Linked DNA regions of Homo sapiens: region 2 is linked to region 1. A link is a contact called in ENCODE Hi-C or POLR2A ChIA-PET data. All regions are on one chromosome and are shown on one strand. Each heading gives the region's core, a stretch centred on a gene start or an enhancer-like site at or near the end of the contact. The rest is flanking DNA. Distances are from core to core; before and after follow the strand shown. Region 1 overlaps NXPE3 (neurexophilin and PC-esterase domain family member 3). Region 2 has its middle 42 kb from the start of RDUR.

Region 1 (4,365 bases), core at 518-3,017:
AAGCCTTCAAAAAGGTCATTCAAGGCCGGGCGCGTGGCTCACGCATGTAATCCCAGCACTTTGGGAGGGCAAGGTGGGTAGATCGCTTGAGCTCAGGAGTTCGAGACCAGCCTGGCCAACACAGTGAAAACCCCGTCTCTACTAAAAACAGAAAAATTAGCCAGGTGTGGCTGTAATCCCAGGTACTTGGGAGGCTGAGGCACGAGAATCGCTTGAACACAGGAGGCAGAGGTTTGCAGTGAGCCAGGATCGCACCACTGCACTCCAGCCTGGGCAACAGAGCAAGACTCTGTCTCAAAAACAAACAAACAAAAAAAAACAACAAAAAAAGTTCATTCAAGTTGCTGCCAGAATTCAGTTACTTGTGGTTGTAAGACTGAGTTTCCCATTTCCTTGATGGTTATCAGCCAGGAGATGCTCTCCAGCTACTAGAAGTTGCCTATATTCCTAGCCATGTGGCCCCCTTCATCTTTAAAACCAACAACAAAGAATCTCCCTCACATGGAATCCTTCTTACACTTTGAATTTCTTCAGGAAGAACATGGCCCCTGTTAAGGGCTTATCTGATCTAAGGTCAGGTCTACCTAGGATAATGCCACTCTCTTAAAGTCAACTTTGTCATATAACATAATCAAATCATAGGAATTATATACCATCATATTTACATGTCGCTGCCACAACTCAAGGGGAAGGAGATTATGTAAGAGCATAGATCACTGGAAGTCATCTTAGTATTCAACCTGCCATAGCTACAAAGATACACACAAATGTAAAACTTCATTGTTCTTATCTATACTGTTGCTATTAGATCAAGTCTTATTCTAAACTCTCAGTAAGTTCCCCCAAAAAATATAACCTCAAGTTGTTGATGAGGTCAGAATCTGTCAAGGTCCCTGAGCCACTCAGCTGTGATAATCTGGGGACTACATTACAGGTACTAATGAAAACTCAGCAGTAATTCTGGCACTGGGAAAACCTGACATAAACCAGATGCTTGCTCTTAAAAAGGTAGTCAGCTAGAACTAAAAACTGTTTTTCCTTGCTTTTGACTGGAATTATGCCCACAAGTAGCAGTAGCACTGCCAATCTCAGGCAATCTAAATATGAATCTTAACAATAGTTTTACCTTGTAAGAATATTAATTAGCTAATACATAAATACAATTTCACAGGGAAAAAACTTCAAAATATAGGATTCATAAGTGAAATAAAAGTAGAAATACTGTAAACCCCTTCTAAGGCTAAGGCAAAGAAAATACAAGACAAGCCTCAAATATCTTGTGGTGCCAGAAACTAAGGAAGTGCTCAAAACAAACAAAAGGATGACAGCACACAGGATGACAAAAGGGCACAAAGAAGCCAAACTGAAAGTGTTCCCCAACTGCCAAAACTGGAACAATTTGAGCAAAAATAAAAGCAAATAAAATAATGATTGAATTGGATTGGATTATAATTTTTTTTCCTTCATTCCAAGGAATGAAATTTTCATGAGTCTACACTGATATAAATACTTAAAATGAAGAAGGGACAACTCTTCTTTGCAAAAGAATTCCAACTAATAAATGTTGAAAGAATGAGAGACATTAAAAGTCACAATTAGAATTCCACAGAAATCATTGCCACAGGCAAGATCTGATGAACCTTGATGAATGCTAAAATTAGTTGGTGAAAGTTTAAGCAGAAACAGAATGTTTGCATAGAATGAAGCAAAAGAAGGAAAAAAAATTATGAGCCCTTGATTTAGGGTCTTTGAATGCCCCCTGCTGGTCCACAGAGTGAAATTCAATGAAGTTCTGCCAAGCTGGGTTCCTTCCATAGTCCATAAATCAATTGCCCTTCTCTTTTCTTTCCAGTTATATACCTGTTACAACAAGATGGTTTTCCTATTCAAAACCAGGATATTCTGCTCCTACTAATTCATAGTTACTTTCTTCCTCTAAAAATATATCAAAAGGCTCACTAATTACCAAATCTATCTTCCCTCTAACCAGAAGAGTACATCATAAACCCACAGCCACTTCCTGGCTAATCCTCAAGACTTGTCAGGTACAGGTAAACTTTCCAAAGTTCCTCCCACTGACCATCCCTGGGACACCTAGGGACATCACAATAAGGGCAAGCCAGTCGAGTCTGTGAGAAGAAGGACAGATCCAGTAGTGGGAGACAGGGCCTCCTGAAGATGTCGGACATGGAGAGTGTTTAGAGCGCAGTACTACTGAAGGACACCTTGTCTACTGACATCTTGACCTCAGGGTTGAGGCCCAAACAGATAAAAGATAAATGTCTCATATATATATATATATATATATATATATATATATATATCCTCTAAAATTAGTAATTCATTTGGTTCAAGTAAATCAAAAACAGCTCTTCATCAGGAAAAGACTGGGAATTCTTGTGGCATATGATACTAGAGACAAGAGATATAAACTGGCAGTGCCCTGGCTGCATATGGGCCAAACAGATTTTATTTAGCCCATACAATATTTTCAAAGTCTTGAATTGGATGTCAATGTTCTAAAATATGGAGATATCACAGTTAAAAAATCAAAGTTTCTGGTTTCTCTTGGAAAAACAAATCTACGGAGCTGGGCATACAGGGTTTGTTTCTACATGGTAACAAAGCAGCAGAAACTGAAAAGAGGCTGCCCCTTGAGATGGTCCTTGCTCTTCAGTTCCTTCCCCACCACTCATACAAGGCTTGTGGCTAATATCCACTCTGCTTGATCCACAGGTATTAAATATCAAGCCCCTGCAGCAAAAGGGTTTGCCAACATCTGCAGAGTGCAGTACTATTAGTTAATATACTTTTAAAAGCTAGAAGGACCTTGCCCGCCATCTGCATAAGCCTCACTAGTAACATTCATCCCTTCTTTCTAAAAATCACGATAGCTAATTATATCTATTCTGCAAAATTTACATTTACTGCTCTGAATTTTGTTCTTTTACTATTAATATTCTACACCAATAAATCAGAGTCACCCGAAAAGTTTGTTAAAACTTTCTTGCTCAGCCCCACCAGCCAGGGTTTCTGTTTCAGTCATCTGAGATAGGACCTGAGAATTTGCAATTCTATCAGGTTGCCTGGTAATGCTGATGCCACTGATCCACAGACCACACTTTGAGAAGAGCTGCTATTCTCCAACCCAATGTTATTTTAAACATTTCCATGATAATTTTACCCATATCTCTAGAGCAGCAATGTCCAACACAACTTTTTGTGATGATTTAAACATTTCCATGATAATTTTACCCATATCTCTAGAGCAGCAATGTCCAACACAACTTTTTGAGATGATGGATAAATTCTACATAAAATGCTGTCTACATATAGTTATTGGGCATGTGTGATTAAATAACTAGATTTTGAATTTTATTTAATCTTAATTGATTTAAATTTGAATCACTACAAGTGACTAGTTGCTATCATATTGGACAAGGTTGTTCAAAAGACTCTTGAGGAGCCAAACAGAAGAGGGCTGGCAAGAGAAGAAAACTTTTACATGAGCTTAAATAGCAAAACTCGGCCGTGCACATGTCTGTAATCCCAGCACTTTGGGAGGCCAAGGTGGGAGGATTGCTTGAGCTCAAGAATTCAAGACCATCCTGGGCAACATGGCAAAAATTTGTCTCTGCAAAAAAAAAATGCAAAAATCAGCCAGGTGTGGTGGTGTGTGCCTGTAGTCCCAGCTACTCGGGAGGCTGAGATGGGAGGATCAATTGAGCCTAGGAGATCAAGGCTGCAGTGAGTAAAGATTGCGCCACTGCACTCCAGCCTAGGTAACAGAGCAAGACCCTGTCTCAAAAAAATAAAAATAAAATAACAATAAATAGCAAAACTCAGAATTATGCACATAAGATCTGATTTTTTTAATCAAACAGTACTTTTAATATTTTCAATTGTGCCCAGAAGTAACTATGGCATATAAGTTTTTGCAACATAAATGAAACGACAGAGCCTCAACCCAGTTAGTAAGAAAAACAACAAATCATCAAGCTTATTCTTTTTTTTACCTTTTATTCTCCTGGGAATCACAGTTACCCAATCAGGTCCACTGGAGTTGACTGGCATTTTGATATTGACACCACTTTAAGAGGAATAAAAAAGCACAAGCTCAGGTTCAGGAACATTTATTTTCAGATATATGTCTTTATTGGCAAATGATAAAATGACTAATTTCACGGAGCCTTATTATGATGAAATATACTTATGAATGTTAACCAACACAAAATAATAAACTGGGTCTCTTGTAGTAAGCAGGTTTTATGTACATAAAAACTGAAAAGAAATTAAATTGATTCTTAAATTTCACTCCACTGTATACTGCTAAGAGTGCAAACTCCAAAATGACCAATTCTGGTT
Region 2 (4,365 bases), core at 605-3,104, 89 kb before region 1:
TGTCTAAAATTTAGTCAAGCTGAGGGGAACTTTAAGACCATCTTGATCATATACCCAGCTTGGCAGGGTCTGCCTTCATGTATCAGTGAGGAGATTGCCATCTAAAGCATGTCTTCTCTGGAAGCACCTGTCTAAAACTAGTTGCCTACCTCCATTTGCAATAACCTGACTTTCATGGGTCTGGACATTCCCCTCATTTGAGTCATTCTCCTGTGTTAGACAACAAAGTTGAGTGCACGGTTTGTAGGAGACCATAGTTAATAACATTGGTGTGATCTGGGGGCAGGAATGAAGGACCTACCTGCATCTCTTATTAGCCTTTCTGTCAGGGAAAGACCTCAGCAAAATTTTGATGTAGACAAAGGCTTTCCAATCTTTCCTTCCTTTTCAGCTCTTCTTGTTTCAGACACCGTATGCCCTCAGCCTCTCCCCTCTCCTTTCGTTTTCTCCCAGAAACTAGCTTCTGAATCTTATACTAAAATGGAACAAACTGGCTAATAGCCTAAAATAAGCCAAAATGTTTGTATATTACTAAAATCTTAAACTTGGTGAAATCTTTTGTTTGGGCCAGCAGTGAGTTAAAATGTTACAGGACCTCACCCTTAATGCTGAAACTGCCCCCTTCTAGCAAACAGTTGTCACATTGAAAGACAGGACAGGAAAGCATCGAGGGAGACCCCAACCTGCCAAGGACAAACCTGGATAGCTGGGGAATGGCCCCATGCCACAGCAGGGAAAGCAGGCACTAAGGTGAATGCCTGGAAATGAGGGATGACAGGGATTCTGGAGGCCCTTGAAGAAGGATTCTAAAAGAATATGTCTAACCAAAGCTGGGAAATGAAGATCAGTGTCTTCTCCCTGTAACTTTTGTCTTGAATGAGTTCTAGAGATGAAAGAATATGAGACCCTAAAAAACAACCCTTCTGTTCACCTTTACCCCTCAAGTACTGTCTCAGGCCTTTCCTTCTGGTCTCAAAGCTCTTTTAGGAGATGGAGTTCCCCATACAGTCCAAATAATATGTCAATTGCTTCTATATCACTACTCCTCTCAATAATTCATTTTAATACGTATAGCCAAGACACAGTTATATGAGTTAATATATGTAAGACAGGAAAAGGGTTGCTGGTATATAATAAGGTATATGCTATATGCATATTAGCTATGATTTTTATCATTATTATGCCACAGCCCTGATTGTGAGGGATATTTGTCAAAGCCAGAGTAGAAAGATACCCCAGTTATAGCTGCTAGGTCAGCACCATAAAAGAGAGGAACCCAGTACATATCCATAAAGGAAGATGCAATCATCCTGTTCTTTATAATGACTTAAGATAGCAGGATGGATAATATCTTTCCAGAGACAGACTTCCCCAAGGATGCCAGTCTTGCTGCCTTGTATCAGTCAACTGAACCTATTCTTACTTGGGGTTACCTCTGCCCAGCACCACAGATACATGTAGGATCTGAATGTGGAAGATCTCCAGCTCTGGTAATATTCCTCTGAGATATTTCTTGTAAGAAATTCATCTGTAAAGCAAATATAAGGGAAAGTCCTGTGATACTTGAAGGATCGTCTCTCTTGACTCCTGTCAGCATCCTTCAAAGTGACCAGCTAGATTGATTTCATAACACCCAGTCCCAGCAACAGCAGTTCTGCTTCCGGGGGAAGGCCAACTTCCAAAAATCACAATAGAACCGTTGATGTAGGGTAATTTAGTGCTAAACGGACCCAGCAGGGTGGGTTTTTTTTTTCTTAAAAGGGAAGAGTGCAGTAAAGATAGTTTGGTTTGGGGCCTGACCTAAATCTTTCACTTCCTCTTACAGGAGAGAAGCAGATGTTAACTACAGGGTTGGGGAGGGAATGGGGAAGAAGAAGAGAACAAAATAAAATTGTGGTTCAAATTATTGTTAACACGTCAGTCTGATGATGCTCATTCTCTCATGTAAGCATTTAGAAATTCAACACAGAGACCATCTTCATTTTTGTTCATAAATTATTTATGCCTACTTCACCTTTTCTTTAAAGGCACAAATAAAATAAAATAAAAGTGAAGCCAGCAAAAGACAAGCCATCTTTTCAACACATGGTGCTGCAATAATTAGATATACAGAAAGACAAAGATGAATCCAAACCCTTATCTCACATCATACACAAAAAATTAATTCAAAACGAATCAACATTCATTGGAATTTATCAAATTTTTTTAAGTTTTGCACTTCAAAAGATACCATTAACAAAATAAAAAGGTAAATCACATACTGGGAGAAAAATACTTGTAAGTCATGTATCTGGTAAGGGACTTGTATCCAGAATATATAAAGAACTCTTACAATTTAATAGTAAGAAGAAAACTCAATTTTTAAAGTGGGCAAAACATTTGAATAAACATTTTACTAAAGAAGATATCTGAATGACCAATAAGCACAAGAAAAGATGCTTAACATCATTTGTTACTAGGGAAATGCAAATTCTTTTTTTTTTCTTTTTTTTGAGACAGGGTCTTACTCTGTCACCCAGACTGTAGTGCAGTGACACAATCACGGCTCACTCCAGCCTCAACTGGAGTCAAACGATCCTGCCACCTCAGCCTCCTGAGTAGCTGGAACCACAGGTGTGTGCCACCTTGCCTGGCTAATTTTTGTATTTTTTGTAGAGACAGGGTTTCACCACATTGCCCAGGCTGGTCTCAAGCTCCTGAGCTCAAATGATCTGCCTGCCTCAGCCACCCAAGATGCTAGGATTACATGCATGAGCTACTGTACCCAGCTGGGAAATGCAAGTTAAAGCCAAGGTAAGATACCACTGCACACCCATTAAAATGGCTATAATCCAAAAGGCAGGCAATAGCAAGTGTTGGTACAGACATAGAGAAACTGGAACCTTCATACATCGTTGCAGGATATGTAAAATGGTACAGCTACTTTGGAAAACAGTTTAAAAGTTAAACATAAATTAACCATAAGATCCAGCAATTCTTCTTCTAGGTATCTACTCAAGAGAAATAAAAATGTGCATCCACACAAAAACTTGTATGTGAATGCTCATAGAAGATTACTCATAATAGCTGATATGGTTTGGCTCTGTGTCCCTTCTCAAATCTCATGTCGAATTGTAATCCCACAGGTCAGGAGAGGGACCTGGTGGGAGGTAATTAGATCATGGGAGCAGATTTTCCCCATGCTGTTCTCATGATAGTGAGTGAGTTCTCATGAGAGCTGATGGTTTAAAAGTGTGGCACTCCCCACCTTAACTTTTTCCTGCCACCATGTAAGACATGCCTTACTTCCCTTTTGCTTTCCGCCATGATTGTAAGTTTCCTGAGGCCTCCCCAGCCATGTGGTACTGTGAGTCAATTAAACCTCTTTTCTTTATAAATTACCCAGTCTCAGGTGGTTATTTTTAGCAGTGTGAAAATGGACTAATACTATAGCCAAAACCTGAAAAAAATCCAAATGTCCATCAACTGGTGAATGGATAAATAAAGTGTGGTATATCCATACGAGGGAATATTATTCAGCAACAAAAAGAATGAAGTACAGATAACCCCTGGTTTACAAGTTTTGACTTTACAACCGGTTTATCACAGTATTAAATGCATTTTCCATTTAAAATATTTTTGACTTACAATGAGTTTATCAAAATGTAACCCCATCATAAATCAAGGAGCACCTATACTGACGGACGAGGATGAATTCAAACCCTTATCTCACATCATACACACAAAACAACTCAAAATGAATCAAAATTCATTGGAATTTATCAAAATTTTTAAGTTTTGCACTTTAAAAGATACCATGTAAATGATACATGTTATTACATAGATTTTCCTTGAAATTGTTATGCTCAGCAGTGGAAGCCAGCCACAAATGGTTTGACTCTGGTGTGATTTTGTTTACATGAAATAACCAGATTAGGCAAATCTATAGAGACAGAAAGTAGTAGATTAATGGTTGCCTGGGGTTGGGAAAAAGGGTCTTTTCAGGATGATGAAACTATTCTAAAATTGGGTTGTGATGATAGCAGCACAACTCTGTAAATTTACTAAAAATGATTGAATCGTACAGTTCAAATGGCAGATTTTTATGGTGTGTAAATTATACCTCAATAAAGCTATTAAAAAGAATACATACATCAAATAAAAAGCAAAGTCAGCAAATACTAACATCAAACAAAATTAGATTTGAGAGAATGCTTGAATTTAAAACTAATTTTCTGACAGTCAAGGCAAAAGGCAAAGACATTCATGAGGCTATATAACATTGTTTTTGTTTTAAAAAATTAAAAAGAAAGAAAGAAAAAAGCATTCCTGTAATCCCAGCTACTTAGGAGGCTGAGGCAGTAGGACAATTTGAGCTCAGGAATC

What was found. Hi-C counts contacts between places; a loop is a spot of excess contacts on that map. ChIA-PET counts read pairs that join two places held with the same protein, here RNA polymerase II (POLR2A). Pooled maps may share reads with other maps.
Region 2: a pooled map shows a loop between it and region 1 (2.4-fold over the local background). The contact joins two enhancer-like sites. A Hi-C loop is called at or near these places in 1 of 168 maps with a recorded cell type or tissue (B cell), 2 of 37 single-sample maps with no recorded cell type and 6 of 50 pooled maps. POLR2A ChIA-PET finds 5 or more read pairs at or near these places in 1 of 52 experiments (activated CD4-positive, alpha-beta T cell).

The regions. Positions count from the first base shown.
Region 1 is chr3:101,806,778-101,811,142 of GRCh38, reverse strand. NXPE3 (neurexophilin and PC-esterase domain family member 3) reads right to left here. Exons shown (of 8, transcript NM_145037.4): 6 at 4,017-4,090. Among named protein-coding and RNA genes, the nearest start is that of NXPE3, 30 kb to the right of the region's middle. Within about 2 kb of position 1,767, at least 5 of the 41 ENCODE cell types and tissues checked have a DNase peak (open chromatin) inside an H3K27ac peak, as active enhancers do.
Region 2 is chr3:101,896,345-101,900,709 of GRCh38, reverse strand. No RefSeq gene overlaps it. Among named protein-coding and RNA genes, the nearest start is that of RDUR, 42 kb to the left of the region's middle. Within about 2 kb of position 1,854, at least 3 of the 41 ENCODE cell types and tissues checked have a DNase peak (open chromatin) inside an H3K27ac peak, as active enhancers do.